2 separate regions of the Mus musculus genome follow, and region 2 is linked to region 1. Evidence: chromatin loops called from intact Hi-C (ENCODE). Cell type or tissue: heart. All regions are shown on one strand. Links, peaks and the distances in the headings refer to the core of each region. The heading gives the core; the rest is flanking DNA.

Region 1 (11,743 bases), core at 1,766-9,765:
TGTGTCATGGGCCTGGAAGCTGGGCTAAAGAGCCCCCAGATGAGGTGCTTTAACTCCACAATGGGGTTGTGAGCCTTATGCACCACTTAGATATCCTGGGGATTTTCCTAGATGCTCTGCGGAAAGGTCAGCTGAAACCTTGGAGGTGTCCCAGGTGGTTCCTAACAACTGGGAACTCAGGAGTTGAAAAGGCCTTTGTCCTGAGGCCAGAAAGTGAATAAGCCCAGAACCCAGGCCCCAGACGACAGTGACAGTTCTTGACCTGGGTCATCCAGGCCACTCCAACCTTAAACTTCCAGACACCAGGCTCTCGAGAGGATGCTGTGATAGGATCTCGGTCTGTTTCGTTTCAGTGGTCGAAAGGCCCAGCATAGAAAGAGATGTGAAGGGCCCAAGTGTTCTCACGGGAAGGGGCTCTGGAGGCTTAGCTGATTTCAAAATGGAAGTGAGGGCCAAGGGTGCGGGGCACCACGACAGAGTGCTTACCTATCAGGCGCCAGGCCTGGCTTCAATCCCCAGCACTGCAAAGGGACCACACTGTATGGTAAACACCAGAGAAGACCGAGTGTGATTTCCAGCTTCTCTGTAAGGAATGGGATTAGCCAATCCATTTAAAGCTGCAGCAGCGGAAGGTGAACTAATGTCTCGTTGTTAACACCAAGAGGTATGCCTGGGGCTCGGGGGCGGGCTTCGGAGGGACAGGCCCACACAGCTGCAGGTATCACGCATGCTCAAACTCCAAAGACAGGCTGAGACATATGCCCAGGCCTAAAGGATTATAGGTCAGGTCACACCTTAAAGGTTCAGTTAAGACCTTAAATCCCTCCCCAAACTCTGGGACTTTGCGCTTGCAGACGTTTCCAGCTAGGCATTCAAGTCTTCAAAGTTAGTCTAGTTGATTTACACATGCCTAGCCACAGATGGCACCTGCCTAAAACAAAAAACAAAACAAAACAAAACACTGTTGGGGTGAAATTTAACTTCAGTGGAGTTTTAGGAGAAAGATCGCCTGCCTCAGACCAGGGTTTTAAACAGCAGGGAGAAATTAGCTGTTTCTTTTGGTCTTCTTCTCACTGGTGAGTTCTAAAAGAGATGGTCTAGGTCCCCCACAGAGAGGAACCAGTTTCCACCGGGCAATCTGAGGGCAGGGACCCAGGGGATTTTTGTCTTCTAAGCCTAGAACCCCTTCGAATGTTTGTGGAAGGAGTTTAAATTTGAATAAAAAGAGAAGAAATTTCAGAGAGACCAAAAACAAGGCAGGCAAACCTAGGATCAAGGGAAAGCAGACAAGAGCGACCTGAGAGGATGGAGCCTGTGGGGTGCCTCTTCCCTTAACCCGGATGGATCGCTGGCTCTTGAGGTAGGCTGGCATTCCCAAATGATTTATGGAACATGAAATGAGAGGAGAAGACTCTTGAGAAAATCAGAAAAAAGCTTATGAATCAAATTAAAGCTTAAAACGAACAAATGAAAAACTCCTGGCTCTCTAGGAGCACAGGGAGGCGGGTGCCCAGGAGGGAAACCACTGGGGTATGGCACCATCCGGGAAGGCCACTGAGAGCCTGCATCTGGGGGAGTTCATGGGGGAAGGTTAACGTTTGCACTAGTAGGGGAAGCGGGGGGGGGGGGGGAGGGGTGCTGTTGTGTTGTAGAAATCCCAGTTTCTAAATCCGAGTCACTTGGCACCAATGCTGTGTTTTATAAAAAAGAACAAGAAGCCAGGGTTATGTTTGGTGGAGGCGCGGTATGGTGTGGGGAAGGGGGTGCCTCTGCGGGCCCATGCTGAGGCACCCCTTCCCCCTGAGGGACCAGCCACACGATGGTATAGTATGGAATAAAGTTTATTTAGGGCATAGGGAGGGGAGTTGAAGGGGTAGCAGAGACAGAGAAAGGCAGAGAGAGGAGAGAAGAGAGAAGAGAGGAGAGAGAGAGAGAGAGAGAGAGAGAGAGAGAGAGAGAGAGAGAGAGTGTAAAGGAGTAGAGGCCGGCCATAAACATGGGGGGGGGGAGAAAGAGAGGGAAGAGAGGGAGTAAGAAGAGCGAGAGAGGACTCCTTTTTTTGTTTGTGTTTTTTTTTTTTTTTAAAGATTTATTTATTTACTATATGTAAGTACACTGTAGTTGTCTTCAGATACACCAGAAGAGCGCACCAGATCTCATTACGGGTGGTTGTGAGCCACCATGTGGTTGCTGGGATTTGAACTTCAGACCTTCGGAAGAGCAGTCGGGTGCCCTTACCCACTGAGCCATCTCACCAGCCCCCTGTTTGTGTTTTTTGAAGACAGGGTTTCTCTGTGTAGCCCTGGCTGTCCTGGAACTCACTCTGTAGACCAGGCTGGCCTCGAACTCAGAAATCCGCCTGCCTCTGCCTCCAGTGTGCTGGCATTAAAGGCGTGCACCACATTGCCTGGCAAGAGATCCTTTTATAGTGAGTCTGGCACACCTGGCTGTTGCCAGGTAACTATGGGGTGGAGCCTAGAAGGAATGTCAACAGGTGCTGTACCCATTTGAGAGATGGGAAGGCTTGTGGGCCAGTGAGGGGCAGAGTTGAAAGCCAGAGGCAACACAACTCTCTCCTACTGGTTTGCCCTAGTGCCCTGTTACAGCTACCTCTGACCCACAGACCTGACTCCGACACTGTTGTCTATTCTAAACCACATTTCTCTTTCATCTTGACAACCTCCAGGTGAGGGACCCATACAAGGACAGTCAGAGTAGGGGGAGGAGGTATAAATTCCCCATGGTAACCCAATCACGGTCAGAACCCCAGGGATATCCCCATCCCAAGTTACTTTGGACCCCGTGTTTTAGTTTCACTAATTTTGACATCTCTTTTGGTTGGTGGTGGTGCTGGGCTTGAATTGAACCAGCCTCGTGCTCCGCAGCCGGAACTGGACCCCTAGACCAGACACTGAACTTTTTTTTTTTTTTTTTTTTTTTTTTTTGGTTTTTTGAGACAGGGTTGTTTCTCTGTATAGCCCTGGCACTCACTTTGTAGACCAGGCTGGCCTCGAACTCAGAAATCTGCCTGCCTCTGCCTCCTGAGTGCTGGGATTAAAGGCGTGCACCACCACTGCCCAGCGACACTGACCTTTTAGGTTTGATTTTCACACAATATGGACAGTTTGAAGTTTTCATGGATAGACGGGGAGATGGGGGAGAGGTCGGGGATGGGGTGGGATCCTGAGAGACAGGGTTTCCAGAGGACAGTGAAGGAGCTGAGGGACCGTGAGGCAACTCTGGGGAAAAAGGAGGCTGAGGCCTACACCACCCCACCCCCACTTCCTTTAAGTAGTTAGGGAACTTTCACTTTGGGTTGGCTCCGTTTCCTCTTTATTGACTATTTCGCCCCTGGCTTTTATTGCTTTTAATGATCATTCATAGGTGGGGCTTCCTCTACCCAAGCACGCGGGATTTAATTCCGGGAGGTTCCCTGGGAGGGTACTTAAGAGCCCATGATCACCAGACAGAGCTATCAAAGCCAGGTCACCTTGCTGAAAAGTTCCTCCACTGCTCAGACCGGGTCTGGACTCGGGCGGACCTGCTTCTCCCGCCCTCCAGATGGAGAGGGAATCCACGGAGCCCAAGCTCCTGCTCGTGGTCCAGAAGTGGGTAACGTCCTGGAGGGAGTTGTTTTCTTACCATTGTTCAAAACTGGAAGAGCCAAGAGAGAGCTTCCCCTTGGTTCCTGGGGAGGGGATGTGCTCCTGTTTCTGCGGACCGCACGTCGGTTCCGCGGCAGAGCACTGGGGGCTGTGGGGCGCGACTCCTCAAAGCAAGACCTGCTCTGTCTACCCTACTAGGAGCTTGTGGGGGGCGTCTCAGGCTTTTAGATTTGAACCTGGGAGGCCAAGCAGCCGAGTTGAGTTCCGTGGCAGTCATTGGCTGCTGCGACGGAGTGACATCAGCGCGGAGGGAAATGGGAGGGAGGGCTGGGAGGAGCCTGGGAGGGGAGTGTCCTAGCTTCTAGCACACTCGGAGCCCCGGGAGCCAGAGGAAACAAACGCCGGCGCTGCCATGGGTCGCCAGCCTTGCCGAGGCGCCAAGCACACCGAGGGGAGCGTACAGCCGCACCTGGTCCGCGCTCGGGGAGCTGGGGACCGAGGTAGGCGACGAGCATCCGTTTGTGGCCCAGTGGCCGCGTGAGGCCTGGGTAGGCTCGAGACCCCTGGTGACGTGGAGAAGGTAGAAAGACCCGGGGATGGGGAAGATGAGGACCTAGGAGCAGGGCGCGCGCGCACACAAACACACCCCTCTGTGCCCAGCGTGGGTAGGCATGCCTGGGACCAGACCCAGAGTCACATACCGTGTCCCAGAAAATCATTTGCGGAGGAGGGGGTAACAACAGGGCTCAGCGTCGCCAGTACGCCCCGATCTGGCCACGGGGACTGTTCGGGGTGGGGTGAGTGGGCAGGTTTTAAAGGTCCACCCCCTCGCGCAGGAATGGGGTGTGTGTTGCCGTGGGCAGGCACACAACAATCGGCGGCGGTCGCCCCGAGGGGGGCGTGTGCGCACAGACTTCTCCATGAATAACCGCTGAGTTCGTCGGTAGTGGTAGAGGGGTGTACGCGTGCTCTCCCGTGTACACACACTGCTTTAGGCGCCACCCGGTGTCGCCCGGCCGGGGAGAAAGGAGGGCAAGAGCCGGCTGGAAGGCAATAGCCTAAAGAGCAAATACTCCCCGCCCGTCGGAGCCCTTCCTTCTCCCGCCCCGCCCGCCTCCCTTGGAAGACTTGGAGGCCAAGGCCGCAAGAGGCGCAGGGTGGGGCTGGGCCGAGCTGGCGGTCCCTTAGAAACCTGGGACGAGGCTTTACGCGGGGGGACCTGCGCGCGCGCCCGGTACGTCCGAAGCATGGGGCTCGAGGCTTTTTCAGGGGCGAGTAGGTAGCGGTTGGTTAATGATTTAACCGCTGGCTTGGGACGTTGAAGGCTGCGATCCTGATCTCTGGCTCCTCCCCATTCCTGGAGCGCCCCCAGCCGGAGGAACAAATCTGCCCTCCTGTGTCTGTGGCGTCGTCTGCTGGAGCTGCCTTTCCCCTTTGGGGGACCCCTGGTTGCTGTGGGTGAGTGTCCTAGACTGGCGGGGTGGATGGCGGTTGAGCTTCCTGGGAACAGACCGTAGGACTTGCGTGTGTGCCTGCGGGGGGAGGGGCGCTCCCTCTCTGTTAACTCAAACCAGGTTCCTTGTGTTTGCCCAATGAAATACTGCGGCCTGGGCTTCGGAAGTTTTCTTTTTCTCCCGGGGAGAATGAAAAGGAAATACAATGCTTTCTCTTTTCTTCTTGGCTGGGAACTTCTCCCTCCCCCCCCTTCACCCACCCTCCAACAGTCTCACCTCTTGCAATCTGACCGGCTCCCACGTCTCTCCCTGGGCCGACAGCTCCCATTCTTTGCCCAGGTAGTTGAGCCGTTGAATGAGGAAAGCTTCCTTGTGGGTGTCTTTACTTTGAAACCTCTTGTCCATTCTCGCTGGAGCGGTTGGGATACTTTTCATCCTTACCCCCAGCAACCATCTGGACCCGAGATCTGGGGAGCATAAACAATGAGAGGCCCCTGGCAGGGGGCCTCTGCCTTGCAACTTCTTTGCCCTGTCTGGGTTTCCAGTAACGCCTGCAGCAGCCTCTCCCGCCCCTTTCTGAGGCCTGGCTGGAGGAGGGGGGGACCACCAGTGGGATGGAGTGAATTTTAAAGAACAAAGAACAGGGCCCACAGCATGGGGAACCTTAGCTACAGGTTTCTCCCAGAACTGGGGAGGTGGGGTTGGAGGGACGTGCTGGAGCAGAGCCAGGCCTCTGGGCAGCCCAAGGGCAGTTGGCAATAGTGGGGCATCACTAGAGACCGGGAAGCTACTATGCATGTCAGGGAGCTGATACAGGGCTGAGTGTGGGAGGGACCATGTGCTACCAGCCCTGATCAGCTGCCTGTATGTGACTACTGATTAATGTGGTTTATCTCCTCTGTGAACAGGGACTTTGCCCCTTAACTATTTCCCACTGAGTGGAACCTTGGGAGATACGGGCGGGAGGAGAGCTTCTCAGCTCCTGGTGATCGATCTTAGCGCGGACTTTAAGGAGCTGGATGCTAAAGCGAGCCTGCTCCCAAAGCAGTATTGATGTGGGGGTGTCTCGGCCCCTCTGGTAACTTCTCGGGGTTTGCAGGACCCTTTGCTCATGCTGTCTGTATGCTCGTGCTGTTCCTCTGAGCACTTCTTCCATTTTGGGGGGGGGGCTCCTGTCTCCCTCTCTTTTGAACCCTCCTTTCCCCCCTCAGTTTGTGGCTCGCATATGCCTGCTTTCGAGTTCTTGTTCTGATCCTGTGTGTGCGCCCAGCCTTCTTTTGAAACTGACCATCCGAGCTTCCCAGCAGGAAGTCGCAAGCAAAGGGAGAGTTTCCCTGTGTAAAGCTGTGGTCCCAGGGGTGGTCTCCTGCTGACCTGTAAAGGGATCCTAGACCCTCCCTTCAGAGCTTTCTCCAGGAAGGCCTGGGTCGCTCGTGGTTCAGCAACACCCTCCCCCACCCCTCCCCCACCCCTCCGCAACTGCAACTGCTTTCCCATGGCCTGGACAGGCCGTGCCCATCTGTGGCAGGCATGGTGTTTGATGTTGGTGTCTCCTTCTCTTCCTCTTTTCCTTTATCCCTGCCTCCTGCTTCCCTTGAAGTTTGGATGGAATTGGCAGGGGAGGGGCGTCTGCAAGTCAGCATCCCGGATGGCCTCGGAGGAGCGGAGGAGCGGCTCCAGCTGTTCTGGTTGGGACATCCATGCCACCGTCTCAGCCCCACAGACACTTAGGCGCTTGCCCCTGCCGGGGGAGGGAGGACTCTGCCCCTCAGAAGAACAGAGGCGCTGGGTTGATGCCAGCGATAAGGCTGGGGAGTGGAGGGGGTTGAGCAATCTCACCCTGGCAGTTGATCATGGACCTGAGCTATGGTTAGGTCCTCTTCTGACCGAAGGACCGGAAGCTTCCTCAGCCTTGGGAGAAGGGACCAAGTCCCAGAGCCAGGGCACACTTCAAGTGGTGGTTTAGCAGAAGGCCCTTGACAGCAGACTCCAGCTAATTCTCCTGAAGTGCCTCTGGGATGATGCTCAGCTATCCTTGAGTGTAGGGCCTGGGACAGTCACCGAGGGAGGGGCAGCAGAGTGGCTAAAAGTAGCCCTGCCTGACTTGCCTGGTGGAGAAAGTTCAGCCATTAGCAGCCCACATTCCTACTCCTGATACCAGTGAAGCCCCAGCTTACAGTGGGCCTCCTGGAGCCTCGGGCTCCCTTCCAGCTGAGGAACACTTTCTAGCCCTTCCCTGCACCCCAGGCACTGCGCTGCTAGGGGGTGGGGCATTGCTGGCCCATGGAGCCTCCTTTAGAGACTGGTGGTCTTGACCTCACCTTTTCAAGCTGAGGTAGGCTCTCCCATTTTGGTCTGTGGTAGAAACAGTTTGAAGGTGTCATGTGTGCACACCCCTGCCTTTAATCCCAGGGCCAGGGCAAGAGAGCCTTGCACGTCTTGCATGTTTCCTCATAGCTGCTTGGGTCACCATCCCCTGCCTTGGTTTTCAGGGTAGTGGATGATACCTGCGGAAGCCACCGCAGCAGGCGGCTCTCTCCAGGAGTCTGGCACATCTGTCTCCTTTGAGGTCCTGTGCATTGTTGCTGGTAGAACCCAGGGTCTTGTCAGTCTTGTCTCTTCCGTACCCTGGTCCTGGGGAAGAATGAGAGTGTTTCTCATGGTCCTTACTGACCTGAAATCAGAAGGAGCAGAAGTTCGGTTTGAGAAGAGCTGGCCCTCTCCATCCCATATCACTAAAGGTCAAAGGTGAAAGAGAAGGAAGCCCTAGGCAGGGCTGCCTCATGACCCCCTGCTGGGTGGCAGTGCTAAGCTAGGACAGACTCTGTACCTTGGCTTCAGGGGACAGCTTCATGCGACACCCTAGAGCCTATGGGGTTAGGTTTGTACAGGTATGTTCAGGACTGCCCGTGGATCCTGTTTGAAATTAGCGTCACTGCGCATGCTCAGTAGATGTGGGGTCCCGGCAGAGTGCACATTTCAGGGTTGCCTTTTTATCTGTTGAGTTGTGTCACCCCTTGTAGAATGTGTCTGTGTGTCTGTGTGTGTGTGAGCGTGAGCTTACATCTTCACCTTAATGTAGAAGGCTTTGAAAGCTATGGGGAAACTGAGGCAGAGATAGCTAGCAAGCTCAGTGTGGTGAGCCCGATTATGATCTGGCTCTTAACCCCCTCTATTCCAAGTCCCCAGCAAAGCCAGGTTGGAAGATCTGCCATCTCACTTAGGGGTTTTCTCTGGAGCCCCCAGAGTACACTTGTGTTTGCCTCTCAGCTCAGGAGTGGTTCCTGGGAGAAGCAAAGTGAAACTGAACTAAGCAGGGCCTCGCGGATGGATCTGGTTGCAGGCGCAGCAGCTTCCTTCTGATGTGAGGCCAGGAGCAGAAGCCCCGCTTGTCCGCTTGTTCCGCTAGTTCCGCTAGACACCGTCTCCTATAGCCTGTGTATCGCCTGTGGTGGCTGGTGTCGGGCGGCTGACTCCTGGAAGCCCACGTTTCCAGGAAAGGTCCTATAAACAAGTGAAGCTGCCGGATGTCCTTGGGTCATTAGTTGTTCTTCGTCTTGGCTCCTTGGTCAATTGTCGTTTCCGGTCTCTCCCAGGCCCTGGCCCCTTTCTCTTCCCTTGTGGGCAGGCCATGGTAAGGGAAACCATTCCCTTCACCCTCCTGCTGGCTTCCTTCCCCTGGTTCGAGCCAGAGGGTTCTGGACTGAGGGTAGAGATGGATGCTGGGTGAGATTGAGGTAATTTCCAGCTCAAGGGCTCCCATCCCCCCACCCCACCGTCTATTTCCTAGAATTAATAATTTTCTCTAGGATGATAGAAAATGGAGTGCCCAGACTGGAGATTTTAAAATATATATATATATATATATATATATATATATATATCAGTGCTAGCCTGCATGTATGAATGTTCACCATGTGTGTGAACGCCTTCAGCAGGAGCCAGGCAGGCCCCATGGAACTGGAGTTAGAGACAGTTGTGAGCCTCCGTGTGCATGCTGGGAACAGAACTCTGATCCTCTCCACAAGAGCAACAAATACTCTTTAACTGCGCTCTCTAGCTCCAGCGATATTTTAAAATAATTCTTTTTATTTGTTTGTTTTTATTTGTTTTGTTTTTGTTTTTCAAGACAGGGTTTCTCTGTATAGCCTTGGCTGTCCTGGAACTCACTTTGTAGACCAGGCTGGCCTCGAACTCAGAAATTCGCCTGTCTCTGCCTCCCAAGTGCTGGGATTAAAGGCATGCGCCACCACGCCGGGTAAAATAATTCTTTTACACACACACACACACACACACACGCACGCACGCACGTGTGCACACTGGTCACAGTAAGGTCAGAAGACACCCTTGTGTGCTCCATTCTCTCCTTTCACCATGTGGTTCGGCATGCTGAGCTCAGGCCTTCAAGCTTGGTGACAAGTGCCTTTACAGATGTGAGCCATCTCATGGGTCTTGGGGAAATCTTTAAGACGAACACAGTCTGTGAAGCAGTGGGCTTCCTGTGGGTGTTTGGTCCTTGTAGCCCTCCCTCATCACCCCTTCGAGGCTTGATGAGACCCCTCCCACCTCCGATGTGCTTGTAGAGTGGAAACCCTGAGAGTTCAGCATCACATTTCTCTGGATTCTTCTCTCAGCTCTGTCCTTAGGAGCTGTGTGACCTTGGTGACTCATGGGCTCTCTAAACCCTGCCCTGCTTTCTCATCTTCAAGATGGAGATGACAGTGTTGATCTGTGGTATTTGATATTGTTGGGAAAAGGACCCAAGATAAAAGCTGTCAGACACGCAGCACGAGAACCTTCAGTACTAAACGCCATTTAGCCAGAACATATAGCATCTAGGACCTGGAGTGTCTGCTCTGCTCCATACTTCTGACCTGTGGCCTGGGGAGAGGACCACCTGGTGCAGGGTCTGGCCCTCTGCCTGAGGCTAGGGAGCATCTCAAATCCTAGATGCCAATTGATCAGGACTAACTTTGGTAGACGTCTCTCCAGACCACTCCTGATTCCAAAGTCGACTGCATTCCCTCTTTACCAACTAAGGGGTTGATTGCTGAGACACACTGTGTTTCCCCACTTGTTAGCTTGGTTCAGGCATTGGAATCGTATAGTTTTATACACTGTTAAGGATTGCAAATTTGAGTGGGGGCGTGGTAGCACGCACACCAATCAATAATGCCAATCCTCTCAGGCTGGTGGAGGGAGGAATCTCTGTATATTGGAGATAATGGAGACTGTCTGTGAGTCCACTAGAGAATGTGACAGTTGATGACAGTAGCCATAGAGCAGTGCTGTTAATAGCATAATGCTGGGAGCTGAGGGCAGCTGTGTGCTAGGACACAGGCTTATTAGCATGTATACAGCCCAGGCTTCCATGTCCAAGTCTGATTACCGCTTGCCCCAATAAAGGATAGAAGGCTGGTCATACGCATAACTTTAACTTTTCTATAGGTTTTTTTATTTTTTGTTTTTGGAGACAGGGTTTCTTGTATAGTCCTGAAACTTACTCTGTAGACCAGGCTGGCCTCCAGCTCACAGTGCTGAGTGAGTGCTCAAATTAAAGGTGTGCATCACCGTTGCCCAGTTTAATGTTAACTTTTCTTTTTTTTTTAACAAACAGATTTATTTATTTATTTATTTTATGTAAGTACACTGTAGCTGTCTTCAGACACTCCAGAAGAGGGAGTCAGATCACATTATGGATGGTTGTGAGCCACCATGTGGTTGCTGGGATTTGAACTCCGGACCTTCAGAAGAGCAGTCGGGTGCTCTTACCCACTGAGCCATCTCACCAGCCCCCTAATGTTAACTTTTCTAATAGTCATATTTTTTTTAAAAAGGTAAATTTTCATATTAACGCTGCACGTCCAAAATATTGCCATTCCCACATAGTTGTTGAAGTTTTTCAGTGGAGGGTCTGGGAAATGGCTCAGCAGTTAGGAATACTTGCTACTTTTTCAGAGGACCTTGGGTTGATTGCTAGCACCTATGCAGGGCAGTTTACAAATGCCTGTAACTTTAACTTCAGGGGAATCTAACTCCCTCTTCTGTGTCTCTGTTGGCATGTGTGCACGAGTGGGTGCACACAAATGCACACACAAACATAGACACATACACAAGACACATACATACACACACAAACACATGCAGACACAGATACACACACTCTCAGAAACGACACACACATAGACACATACACAAGACACACACACACATACATACATGCACACAGACACACACACTCTCACACACAGACACACACATAGGCACGTATACAATCCACACACACATATACAGACAGACATACACACTGATCACAGACACTCACAGACACAGACACACAAACACACACACAAATAAAAGAGAAGTGGACAAAATGGAGAGACATATGCCCCCTTTAATCCTAGCACTTGGCAGGCAGAGGCAGGTTAACCTCTGGTGAGTTCAAGGCCAGCCTGGTCTACATAGTGTGTTTCAGGACAGCACAGCTACCTAGTAAGGCCCCATCTCAAATAAGTTCATAAGTAAATGTACAGAAATTACCTATGGTGTACTTTATATTGTCCTTTAAGATACAAAAGCTTCAACATCTATCATGTGTCTCACACTAAATAGTACACTACAGTCTGGATACCAAACTTTATAAATATTTGATCAGTGTTTGGATTGCAAAAAATTTTACAGTCA
Region 2 (11,118 bases), core at 1-8,000, 100 kb after region 1:
TGTGTGCGCGAGCGCACGCGCGCGCGCCCACACCCATGTACTCCAAGTGGACATACACGAATGGAGGTGCCCTCAGAGGTCAGATGTTAACAGCTCCCCTGGAGTCGGTGTTAGGTAGGTGGATGTGAGCTGCCTGATACGGACTCTGGGAACTGAGCCCAAGTCTTCTGGGAGAACAGCAAGTGCTCTTTAACTGCTAAACCTTCTGTCTAGCCCACGGTAAAAACAGCTTCCCGATTCTCCCACTGTAGGCACTAAGGGTCCACAGGTAGCAGTGTGCCCTGAGTGGGTGGCGGGCATGTGGCACATTACCCCATGACTGGGAACCAGCTTATGCCTCCTGGGTGTGGTCACTTCGAAGGCTGCGTGCAGGTCAAGCCTCAGGGGTGCGTTCTGCCTGCTTACATGTCGATCCATTTCTGCAGCGTGTCTTTCAGGTACTCCTGGCTGATGGGATGTGCGAGAGTTCGGAGTGTGGGCTGGAACTCGATAATGGAGGTGGGCAGGTGTCTGAACCAGCTGCATAGCTTCATCTCCCCTTGGAGGGCACCGATGCCCTTTCCTAGAGAAAAGGCCAAGTGAGAAGAATCCGGGCTGGGCTTTGAACAGCATTCTGAGAATTACAAATCCATGAGGGAATTTCCAAAAACCTAGATATGTCACCCACCCCCATCCACCCTTGGGAAGGTGGGTCAAATCGGAAAAAGGTTAGCTAAAGGAAGTACAGGGCACGCCAGTCCCTGTGCACAGCAGCCTCCCCACACTCTGCCATTCTGCTGGTTAAGAACAGGACAGGCCAGGAGGAAAGAATGGAGGGCAAACAGGAAGGGAGGGAGGGAAGGAGAGAGGGAGGGAAGAAGGAGTACTGTGCAATCTTTGTGTGTGTGCGTGTTGCGGGGTGTGTTTGAGGTGGGGTCCTGCCATGTCACTTAGGCTGGTCTCTAAGCCTGAGCCCCAGTGGTCCTCTTGCTTCAGACTTCTGAGTAGCTAGGTCCATGCCACTGTGCCCACCAGTCATCGACATTTTAATAACAGAGCTTAAGTTGCCAAAGAAAAGTGTAGGCTATCCATTTCCCTCTCCTCTTAGCATCCTAGGTCACTTGAAGACCTAAGGGAACAAGCACTGACCACCTATCCTGCCTGCCGAGTCTCTTGGTCACCCTGCAGGCCTGGGCAGGGCTTCCTGAGCAGTGCCTTTCACTGTACTCTGGAAGAGGCCACTCAGAGTTTGTGTGTCTGTTTTCTATGCCAGGGCAGGCCAGTCAGCATTCACCTTTCACAAAAGCTATAAATCAGTACATCCCAGCCTGGGGTTGGGAGGGTGGTGGTGGGCTGTGTGCGTGTCTCAAAACAAAGGAAAGAGATGAGCCCCTGGTAGTAAGGGCCCTGTACTCCCTCCTTCTACCTTGAGCTGTTTCCTTTGCTGACTCTGCTGACGGTTCCACCTGACCCTGCAGCCCTACCATTATAGGAGTCTGAGTCTTTGCTCACTGATACATCCTTGGCTTAGGGAGAGCCTTCCAGTGTTCCTAAGCAACTGGTACTGTGCATTTCCAGCAATGACTACTGCTGACATCAAATAGAAACCCCGCATGCACCTCTGAAGGTTCAGCCCCCTTTCCAGCTAAGCTGTGCTATGCACAGAGCAGGGGCCTGAATCTTTCCGGTTCACTGGTTTATTGCCAGAGCATGGTGCAGGAGCTAGGAAATGGCAGATCGGGTGAATGAATGAGGGTAAAGGTTATAAGCTCACCAGTGGGATGCTGCCTTGTGACTGTCTCCAGGGTAGAAAAGAGCAAGCCACAGGGCAGGGATGGGTCGGGCAGCACGCCTTCTGGTAGGGTGTAGAAAAGGGCATGTGCCTGGTTCAGAGTGGTAGCCAGCAGCTCCACCAAAGAGCAAATCTGGGCCTTGATGCCAGCACCTGTAAGAAGAACGCACCCTCTTGTAACCAGTTCCCTTTAGCAAGGATGAGCACGGAACGCTGCCTCAGGCTCCCCTGGTACACACTGCTCCATTCCCTGTAGAGGAATCCCATTTTAGAGAGAAACACACCCACCGTGATGAGACTGGTTCAGGAGCGTCTGAATAGTCGCCTTTCTGGCCAGCAGGAAGTCTGTGAGGGCTTGGCGCGGAGAGCTCTCCTCCAAGAGCATTATGGAGCAGAGGGCTTCGGCCACAGCCTGGTCCGACACAGCCTGGCATTTGAGCAGCATCTTGCTTTCGTGCAAAATAGTTGACCTAGAAAGACTCACAAAGATCAACATGGAGTAGCTAACATCTGGGGTGAAGTGGCTCAGTGTATAAGGAGAAAAACGGACAGACCCCTGTGACACTTGTAGGGGCTCAGTGAGCTAGGGTGGGGGCTACCAAACTCACCGGAAGTGGCTGGCTGCTGCCACCTGGCGGATGAGGATTGGAAATCTCGAGAGGATGGGGCTGTATCTGGAGTTAGAGGAGTCCAGCTGCAGCAGGCTATGCAGGTGGCAGCAGAGCAGGTAGAGCTGTGTGGCCTGGAGGTGCTGCGAGGCTTCCATGGCGCTCCAGATCTTCTCCGGGATCTCCAGCAGCAGCTTAATCTGGGCGGCCATGCTGTAGAACTTCTCGGACGGCGGCTGTGGCTGAAGGGCAGTAGACCGTCAGAAGAGCAAATAAAAAGCACAGCTCCGTTTACACAGGCCTGGGGGAGAAGCTGGGGAATGCTTTAAGATCTCAAGCTTTTCCGTGTGTGGTATCGCACACCTTTGATCCCAGCACCCAAGGGGCAGTGGTGGGCGGATCTCTTGTGAGTTAGACACCAGCCTGGTCAACATAGTGAGTTCCAGGCTAGCCAGGACAGCACAGAGAAACCCTGTCTTTAAAACGAAAACAAAATCTGACGTTTTCATAAAGCCACACTCAGTACCACTCAGCTTGCAGGGCACTTATGTCCGACCAAATGGCATCTCACCATCTGGTTATTGGTAGGAGGGCGGGGCATCTCGCCATCTGGTTATTGGTAGGAGGGCGGGGCATCTCACCATCTGGTTATTGGTAGGAGGGCGGGGCATCTCGCCATCTGGTTATTGGTAGGAGGGCGGGGCATCTCGCCATCTGGTTATCGGTGGGTGGAAGGGAGACTTCCTACAAGCTTCCTCCTTCCTCTCCTTTCTCTTTAAGGTCACCAAACATTTCTCGTTGACTGTTCTTTACCACCCCTGCACCAGATCTTCATCTGGCTGAGACTTCAGGCCTCTCATCTGCCCTCTCACCTCGAGTCCGTCTTCAGTAGTGGTGTGTGGGGTGCCGGTAAAGGAGGGGAACTAACTCTGGCTCTTTTGTGTTCCTCCCCATCTGCTATGGGAGGCAAGCAGGCCTGCAACGGACGTCAGATGCTAACAGTTTGATCTCGGACTTCCCAGGCCTATTCCTGAGGGAAAATGAATGTCTACTCTTTATGAACTATCCAGTGTTAAATCTTTTGTTACAGCAGCATAGCTGGCCAGAGACGTCAATGTTCCAAATCTCAGTTGTCCTTACTGGGGAGGAGCCACACCTAACTCACTCCTTCCTTCCGAACTATTACATTAAATGGACATGTGGCGATTAATCACCTTTATGCTAAACTATTTTCTACTGCCATTCTAAATTATTCATATTTTAAAAATTCAATTTCCCAAGAATTTCTTTCTTTAATTAGAATGTAAACTTCAAGAACATCTTGGGAGGCTCCTGTTTATGATTTGAACGGAGAGGGCATTCCCCCAGAAATGCACCAGCCATAACCATGAAAATCAATCCATTTCTAAGACTGGGCTTACATAGTTGAAGCTAGCCAGCTAAGTCTGTCCATTTGGGAAGGGGGCTGTACTTAATGTGTAGCTTAGGGAGTGACAGGCTGACAAAGTTCCAACCTTCTTTGCCCACGTTCATTATACTGCCCTAGTTTTTTTGGCTTGGATTTTCTGACACCTAAGTAGCGCAAGAAAGCTGGCTCCACATGTGGGCTAGTGTGCTTTTGTAATTTCTTCTTCTGTTACAGTAAGTTCTCCTAGGTTAAAAACTATTTACCCTCGGCGCCCTCTGCTCATTCCTAAGCCAACACCCAATGTCAGAATTCGATCCGCATCGGGTCTTAAACGTTTCATGGGAGGACATCAGGATACCCTGAGTTTTTTAAACCAGCCTGAAATGAAACTGCTCACCTATTAAAAGGGGGAGGGTCTGACGGCTGAGGCTACCCTCCCCCAATTCTCCAGGCTCGGTCGGGCTCAGGGTGGGATGGGGAATGAATGAATGACTTTGACAGGAAGGTGTGAGCTAACGGGAGAGATCTGACAGTCGAGAGACCCCTGGCGTTTTCAGTTAAAAGGGAAGGAGAGCGCAGCGAACCCACGGGAGGCGAGGGAATCGTCCGGAAGTCCGGGAAGGCTCCCGGAGCAAAAGGCCGGCTGGCTTTTCGGCAGCGGACCAGCGTCCCGAGGAAGGCCCGCAGACGCCTCCCGGTAGCCCGCGGCGGCGAGGGGCGGGCTCCTCCGGCGGAAGGTGAGGGGTGGGGTCCGCCGGGCGGCGGGGGCGGAGGGACGTGGCGGGTTCGGATCCCGGACTGACCTGCGGGGCCCGTGGGACCCGGGGCGCCACGGAGCCGGCCTGGCGGAGGCGGGCGCAGTATTGATCGGTGGCCTGCACGGCGTCCACCAGGCCCTCGGCGCAGCGGCGCATCTGGCCGATGGTGTCCGCCGCCTCGATCAGGTCGCGGTACCGCTCGCCCACCATCTGCCGCAGCTCCTCCTTCTTGTGTTCGATCTCGGCTCGGACCTGGCGCTCCAGCCCGCGGATCTCCTCCGCTCCATGAGTCTCGAAGAGCGCGTTGGGATCGCGCAGATCCAGCCGCTTGAGCGCGGAGGAGGCGGTCGCGGCCGCCATGGTGCTAAGCCAGGGATCCGCCGGCCGCTTCCGCCTGCCAGCCCCGCCCCGCCCTCCCGCCATCATGGATGGGGGCGGAAGTGCTTCCGCCAGGTCGGGAGCCTCGGTGGTCCCAGGGACTGAGCCTCGGTGGCAGTGCTGCTCTCCAGAGCTTATTTTTTACTGTTACAATCTCCCTTCTCTCTCCTTCACTCTTCCTTCCTTCCCTCTTCCTCCCCATTCTCACCCTATGTAGGTGGAGTACGTGCGACAGAAACAGATGCGCGCGGAGGTCATAAGTTGCAGGAGGCTCACTCCTGCCATGAGGATCTCAGTATAGAATTTTAGATGGAATTTTATCGGCTTTGGCGGCAATCGCCTTTGCCTGCTGTGCCATCTCGCCTACCCTGAGCGCTCGTTTCCTTAGAGAAGCGAAATAGTTAAGGTTGTACTTGGTGGTCAAAGTCTTAGTGGCCCGGAGCCCCTTGCGTCGCACCCAAACCCTTTCCTGGGGAGGGAAGAGCTTCACCGTGGGGTTCATTATGGTAAAGATGCACGTATGGTCGTGTTGCTGTCGGTCTTACATGCATGCACGCTTTTGCCTTCGATAGACCATCACAGCAACCAGGACTGGGCCTTGGGACTCTTCCCTTAGGACTTGGCAGCTGGAGATCTGAGTGACGGCTGTGGTCCACCTTGTTACCTGGGTCTTCTATTTTATTTAAATATTGTTTAGTGGCCACAAAATGGGTTTCCCTGTTACAGGCCTCCTGTGGTGGAGAACGATGGGGAGTCCATGATGCCAGAGGATTGGACATCCTGAGATTGACCCAGTAAGAAAACCTGGACGTTCTGGCTTGCTGTTCATAAGTCCGTTCAGGGCCCTTCGTTTTGGAAAAGTTTGCTGAAGAATTCTTTCCTATGTTAACACAGAGAAAACAGTATTGTGTGTTCAGCAGCCCTGTACCACAGACAGCCTCTGGGTTTTCTCTCCCGTTCACCACTGCCACTACTTCGAGGCAAATGTCACAGCAATAGATTGATATCTAAATAAGGGGGTTTACTTACGACATTCCAGCAAGAAGAGTCCCTGCTCTATGCACAACTGAAGCCCAGGGAATTTTACTTACCTCGGGGAAGGGGGTTAACTCAGAACTCAAGCCACTTGGCTTGAGATACCGCCTACGCGTCAGAGTTCCCCCAGCACAGCGCGCCCCCTGGTGGCGCAGCGGTGACGTGCAGTCCTTTCTATAGTCCCGCGCTACCGGCTGCTTTGGTGCTGTTTTGCTTCTGAGCCTGCAGAATCTGTCTTCCGTGTTTGGAAGCGCTTCTCTGTCAGGCAGAAACTTTCCCCAGGACTTCTTGCACCTACTGTGCCAGCCTGGGGCCTGGGACTGGTCCACAAGACCTTCTTGGGCCTTTGAAGGCAGCGATGCCCTGGTGCAGGGATTTCAGCCTTGTAGAGGCTAGGTCTCACCCACAACACCTAGTGTGCAGGACTGGCAGGGACAGTGGCTGCAGCTGTAGTTTCAGGTGCCAGCGCTGGTGATGGGTATCTGCAGGTTGGATCACCCTGTGGTATACCTTGGATTAGGAATGTTCGCCCTCTCTTTGCTCCTGTCTCTTCAGCTTAGTTGCACATCCTGCCCAGCAGCTCACTGTGTTATCAATACATCCATTTTCTCTGAAAATCAGAACCGTGGTCTGTAGCTTGCCCTGGGAGCCTAACACTTATTCCTCAAGCTTCCAGTTCCCCAAGAGTTAGTAAGCTAACACCTTTCCTACACTGAGGGGAACACGATAGGCTATGATCAGTTCCATGTGGGACTAGGGGCTTCTTGTATGATGGCTTTGGCAAAGGCCACTCTGCCCAATGTGTTTTGAGACCGGCATTTGCTTTTCCGTCTTTTGTGCTGTTTCCTTGGCTGAGTTCATCAGACCTGCCTGAAGATGCTACGGTTGCCTCTCTGCCTGCAGAAGAACTGCTGCTCGGGGCTGTTTCCAGATGTCTTCTCAGCCTGGGCACTGGGAAAGCTCCCCAGGCCTTTGGGAGATGTGTCCTTGGCTCTGCTCTCTAAGGCTCCAGGTTTTACTTCTGCACCCAGAGAGCAGCCCCCTCCTTTCCTGATGCTGTCTGCCTATCAGCCAGAACTATCCAAACCAGCAACTGGGCCAAGAGCTCAGCCCAAGCAGCTAGAGGAGTCACTGTGCCAGGATGTTGGGGACAGACATTGCTTAAGCTCAGGGGTGCTGCTGTCATTTAGTGTAGTTTATGACCAGGTGTAAGTATGTGTCGAGTGAAGCTTTGATTTAATTTAATTTATTATTACTTTATTTATGAGTGTGCGTTTGTGTGTCTGGGCATGTTTGTGCGGTGCCTACAGAGACCAAAAAAGAGTTCAGATCCCCTGGAGCTGAAGTCACGGGAGACTGAGCAAGAAACCAAATTCCAGTCCTCTGTAAGAGCAGCCAGCACTCTTAACCGCTGGGCCATCTCTCCAGCCCCTTCAGTCTGAGTTCTAGTATCAGTCCTTCATCCTTCTAGCTTCAACCTTTAAGTTGTAGCTCTTGAAATCAAAGAGGCATTCCTCCATAACCCTAGCTGTCATTTAGAGCATCACTGGCCCTTTGCATCTTTCCTCTCTGCTTCTCACAAGGATCCCACGCAGAGGCGGCGTTACAGACAGCTAAGGTTCCATCGAACTGAGTAACCTAGGTGAGGTCACCAAGCCTGTCGATGGTGAGGCCTGTTGTCAGGGTGTCAGCTGCCAGCTGGACCTAGAGTCACCTGAGAAGAGTGATGCTCAAATGATGAATGGCCTTGCTCAGATTGGCTTGTGGGTGTGTCCATGAGGCACTTTGTAAGATTGCTAATTGATGTACAAAGGCCTAGCCCACTGAGTCTTGCTGCTCCTGGGCATGTGGACTCGGGTGCTATAAGAGAGGTAAGCAAGCCAGTAAGCAATGTTCTTCCATGGTCTCTGCTCCAGGTTCCGGCCTTCTGTTCCTGTCCTGACTGCCCTCTGTGACGGACTGTGATCCAGAAGTGAAAGGTTGTCACCACGGGCTTTCCCACTCATGCCCACATTCCCGAAATAATGACTCTGACATTTGCTACTTATGAATAAATGCCTAGGCCACAATTCTTCTAATAGATTGTCACTAATTAATCCCTTTATTCTTTTCTATGAGTGCCACATGGCTAGTTACCTTTCCTCAGTTTCATGTGTCTGTCTTCTCAGAGTTGGGGGCAAATCTCTTCCCAAACCTGACTCTATCCCAGAGTTCCTCTCTCCCTACCAGAACTCCCACCTCCTATTTCCTGCCATGGCTAATAGGCCATGGGCTTTTTATTGATAGGTAATGCTTCCCACAGACAACAAGAGATTCTCTCTCGGTACGATGAAATAATTTCCCAAGTTGTTTGTGGCCAGGATGTTTGATCTGAGCAACAGAAGAACAAACAGGGACACTCGTCTTCAGAGACTTGTGGGTTAGCTCAGCTCTAGAAGTCCTTATCTTTTACTGGAGTCTCCTGATTAGCTTTAAAGAAAGATTGCAGAACGTTAAGATGACCCAGCGGACCAGCGTTCACATGGTCCCCACAGTTTTTCCTTCATTCCACCTGAGCTGAGATCACTGCAGTTGCACTGACAGACTGGGGAGGCACGGCATAGCCATACCCGCTGGGCAAGTATCAGGACACTAGAGGGGGGCTGTCTCTTCAAGCTGGGGATATACTGTGTTTTTCTTTAGGCATGTCCGTGTGTACCCTTGCCTCACTGGGGACACTGAAGGGAAAGACTTCTCTTCAGCTTGTTTTGTTCCTCTCCTCAGGCTGGCCTGCAGCTCAGCACGTTGCCAGAGCTGGTCCATTACAATACTCCTGCTTTAGCCTCGGGAGTGCTAGGGTTGCAGGTGTGAGAGGGCATGCTTGTGTTTCTGTTTTTGTAGTTTGGGTGTGTGGAGGAGGGGACAGGGTTTCCTTGTATAGTTCTAGGTTGACCTTGAGCATAAGACTCTCTTGTCTCAGCCTCTTGAATGCTTGGGGGTCATAGGTGAGTGCCACCTTGCTTGGCTCTTCCTTACTTAAAAAAAATCAAATTATTTTTATTTTATGCATGTGGGTGTTTCATCCGCGTGTATGTCTGTGCACTATATGCATGCAGTGCTCACGGAGGCCAGAAGAGGGTGTCAGAACCTCTGAGAGTTGCATACAGAGAGTTGGGAGCCACCATAGGATGCTAAGAACAGAATCCAGGTGTCCTGAAAGAGCAGTCAGTGCTTATAATGGCTGAGCCAACTCTCTGGCTCCTTGTCCTTACTTTTTAATACAAATATGGGAAACTAGCCAGAATAATCCTTAAAAGAGAAGAATCTTGCTCTACTTTGGACATTGAGTGTCCCCCTCAAGTCCCCCCAGAGAAGAGGTTTTGTCCCTAGGGTACTTCTGGGATGTAGGGTCTAATGTGAGCTCTTAGGTCACTGAGAGCATTCCCTTGAAGAGAACAGTGAGATCTTTGCCCCCTCCTTGCTTGATCTTTACCTTCGGGCCATAAGGTACATGCCCTTTTCTGCTACATGCTCCCACTGTGACGTGTTCCCACTGTGATGTGCTCCCACTGTGATGTGCTACCTCACTTCAGGCCCAAAGCAATAGGTTCAACCAATCACTCAAACTGGATGAAAAGTAGCCCTTTTCTCTTTATAAGTTGTTTGCCTCTGGTATTTTGTTACAGTCACAGGTTTTTGACAGATTTTAATAGATACTATGTCTCCTCCTTGGGGCAGTCTGTGACCAGGGGCCTGGGAAATGGTCCCATGTCTTTGGCTCTCATTCAAAGCTGATACTTTGGAAATATGCCATGCATTTAGGTTATATAGTGCCAAGGTGTCTACATAAAGGATGCACAGGAAAAGGCATGTAGGAATCTGTGTGCTAGAGAGTGATCTCATCCAGACCCTGCACCATCCCATACCAAACTCCTCCTAGATATGAGATGGCTGTGTTCCCGCATGCATACATAGACCTGAAAGGGCTGTCAGCTTTGTGCCTCCCATTCCTTCTGTTGGAGGGAATGGTAGTCACATTCTTGTGCATGCTCAGACAGAAGATAGGAAGAGAGAGAGATACTCACTTGAAATGGAAAGCAGAAATTTAGCTCTGGCTAAAGGAGGAAGCAAGAAAGAAGGAGAAAAGGGGGTGGAGGGAGGTGGTGTTGAGGAAGCAGAGGAGAGAGAGTGTCAGTGGAAGCCATGTTGGGTGCACAGAAGGCTGGATTCTATGCACATGCCCAGTGGAATTCAGATGTTTGGTGTTTACTCTTGGTCGGAGATGCCAGTGAGATTAATGCTCGCTATCTTGACTTCTTATCTTTATGGCAGCATTTATCAGCCTGTGTCTGCTGGAGGTGGCATTTGTGGTAGAAGGGCCTGGCAACTGACTTGGCTGTTTGCAGATACTTGAGAGATTACCTTCCACTAACAGCTAGGCAAGCATCTCTGGTGAAGGAACCCGCATGTCTGGGCTCCCTGGGTCTGCGGTCCTCCATTTGTGTTGGCTGCGCATGCTCCTGCCGTGTGGGCTGGCGGTGTGCTGGATGCTGCGGGGAACATTTATTTGGGTCTGACTTTGGCTTGTCCTCTTGCACCTTTCCACCCCAGCGTGTCTTTCTGTGAATGGCCTCAGAGTCCTACCTCTAAATCTAGCAAGTTGTCGTGGTTTTTTTGGAGATAGGATCTTGTGGAGTCCAGGCTGGCCACAAACTTACTACCTAGCCAAGGATGACCTTGAACTTTGGATCCTCCTGCCTCTACTTCTAGTGCAATGGGATTATAGGCACGCACAACAGACCCGTTTCACGTGGTGCTAGGGATCGAGCTAAAGGCTTAGCAGCTCCCATGGTCTCTGTGGCATAGCCACAGTCAAAGCCACAGCCACGTAAAACTAGCAATAGGCAGTAGATGCTTGCCTGGGAGTGGCCATGTTCCAGTCAGTAGGGCCTATGAACCAAACCAAGCAGAGAGCCAGTGTTCACTCTCCAGCCCTGGCTCATGGACCCGTTCTTTCTCATCTCTGCTTTTACCACAGTGAATCAACTCACCAGCGTCTCAGTGGAGCCAGAGTTACCCTGCAATTCCTCCAGTTTCTACTCTGTTCCCCTTTAGTTCCTGCTCCTTGCTGCAAAAGCCAGCCAGATCCTCTCTGTTCATCTCTTTGAATGGTTAAGGCCT

Evidence for each region. Hi-C counts contacts between places; a loop is a spot of excess contacts. Peaks named below come from ENCODE experiments on the same cell type or tissue, not always from the same donor. Only the 100,000 strongest peaks of a DNase experiment are listed, where the experiment ranks them.
Region 2: a loop joins it to region 1, with 10 times the contacts of the local background. A loop is called at or near these places in 4 of 42 quality-filtered maps.

Annotation. Positions count from the first base shown.
Region 1 is chr11:113,744,050-113,755,792 of GRCm38, reverse strand. Cdc42ep4 (CDC42 effector protein (Rho GTPase binding) 4) reads left to right here and starts at 3,978. Exons shown (of 2, transcript NM_001163346.1): 1 at 3,978-4,105. In heart, for the core only: a CTCF peak has its summit at 4,972; DNase peaks (open chromatin) are centred at 4,022, 4,872, 5,012, 8,592 and 6 weaker places; H3K4me3 peaks cover 4,697 bases; H3K27ac peaks cover 5,801 bases.
Region 2 is chr11:113,643,348-113,654,465 of GRCm38, reverse strand. It overlaps Cog1 (component of oligomeric golgi complex 1), which reads right to left and starts at 4,937. Exons shown (of 14, transcript NM_013581.3): 1 at 4,591-4,937; 2 at 2,380-2,621; 3 at 2,060-2,241; 4 at 1,754-1,924; 5 at 406-562. The coding sequence starts at 4,905. It also overlaps a transcript of Slc39a11 not described here. In heart, for the core only: a CTCF peak has its summit at 2,410 (motif pointing left); DNase peaks (open chromatin) are centred at 4,755, 5,285 and 6,175; H3K4me3 peaks cover 2,332 bases; H3K27ac peaks cover 2,425 bases.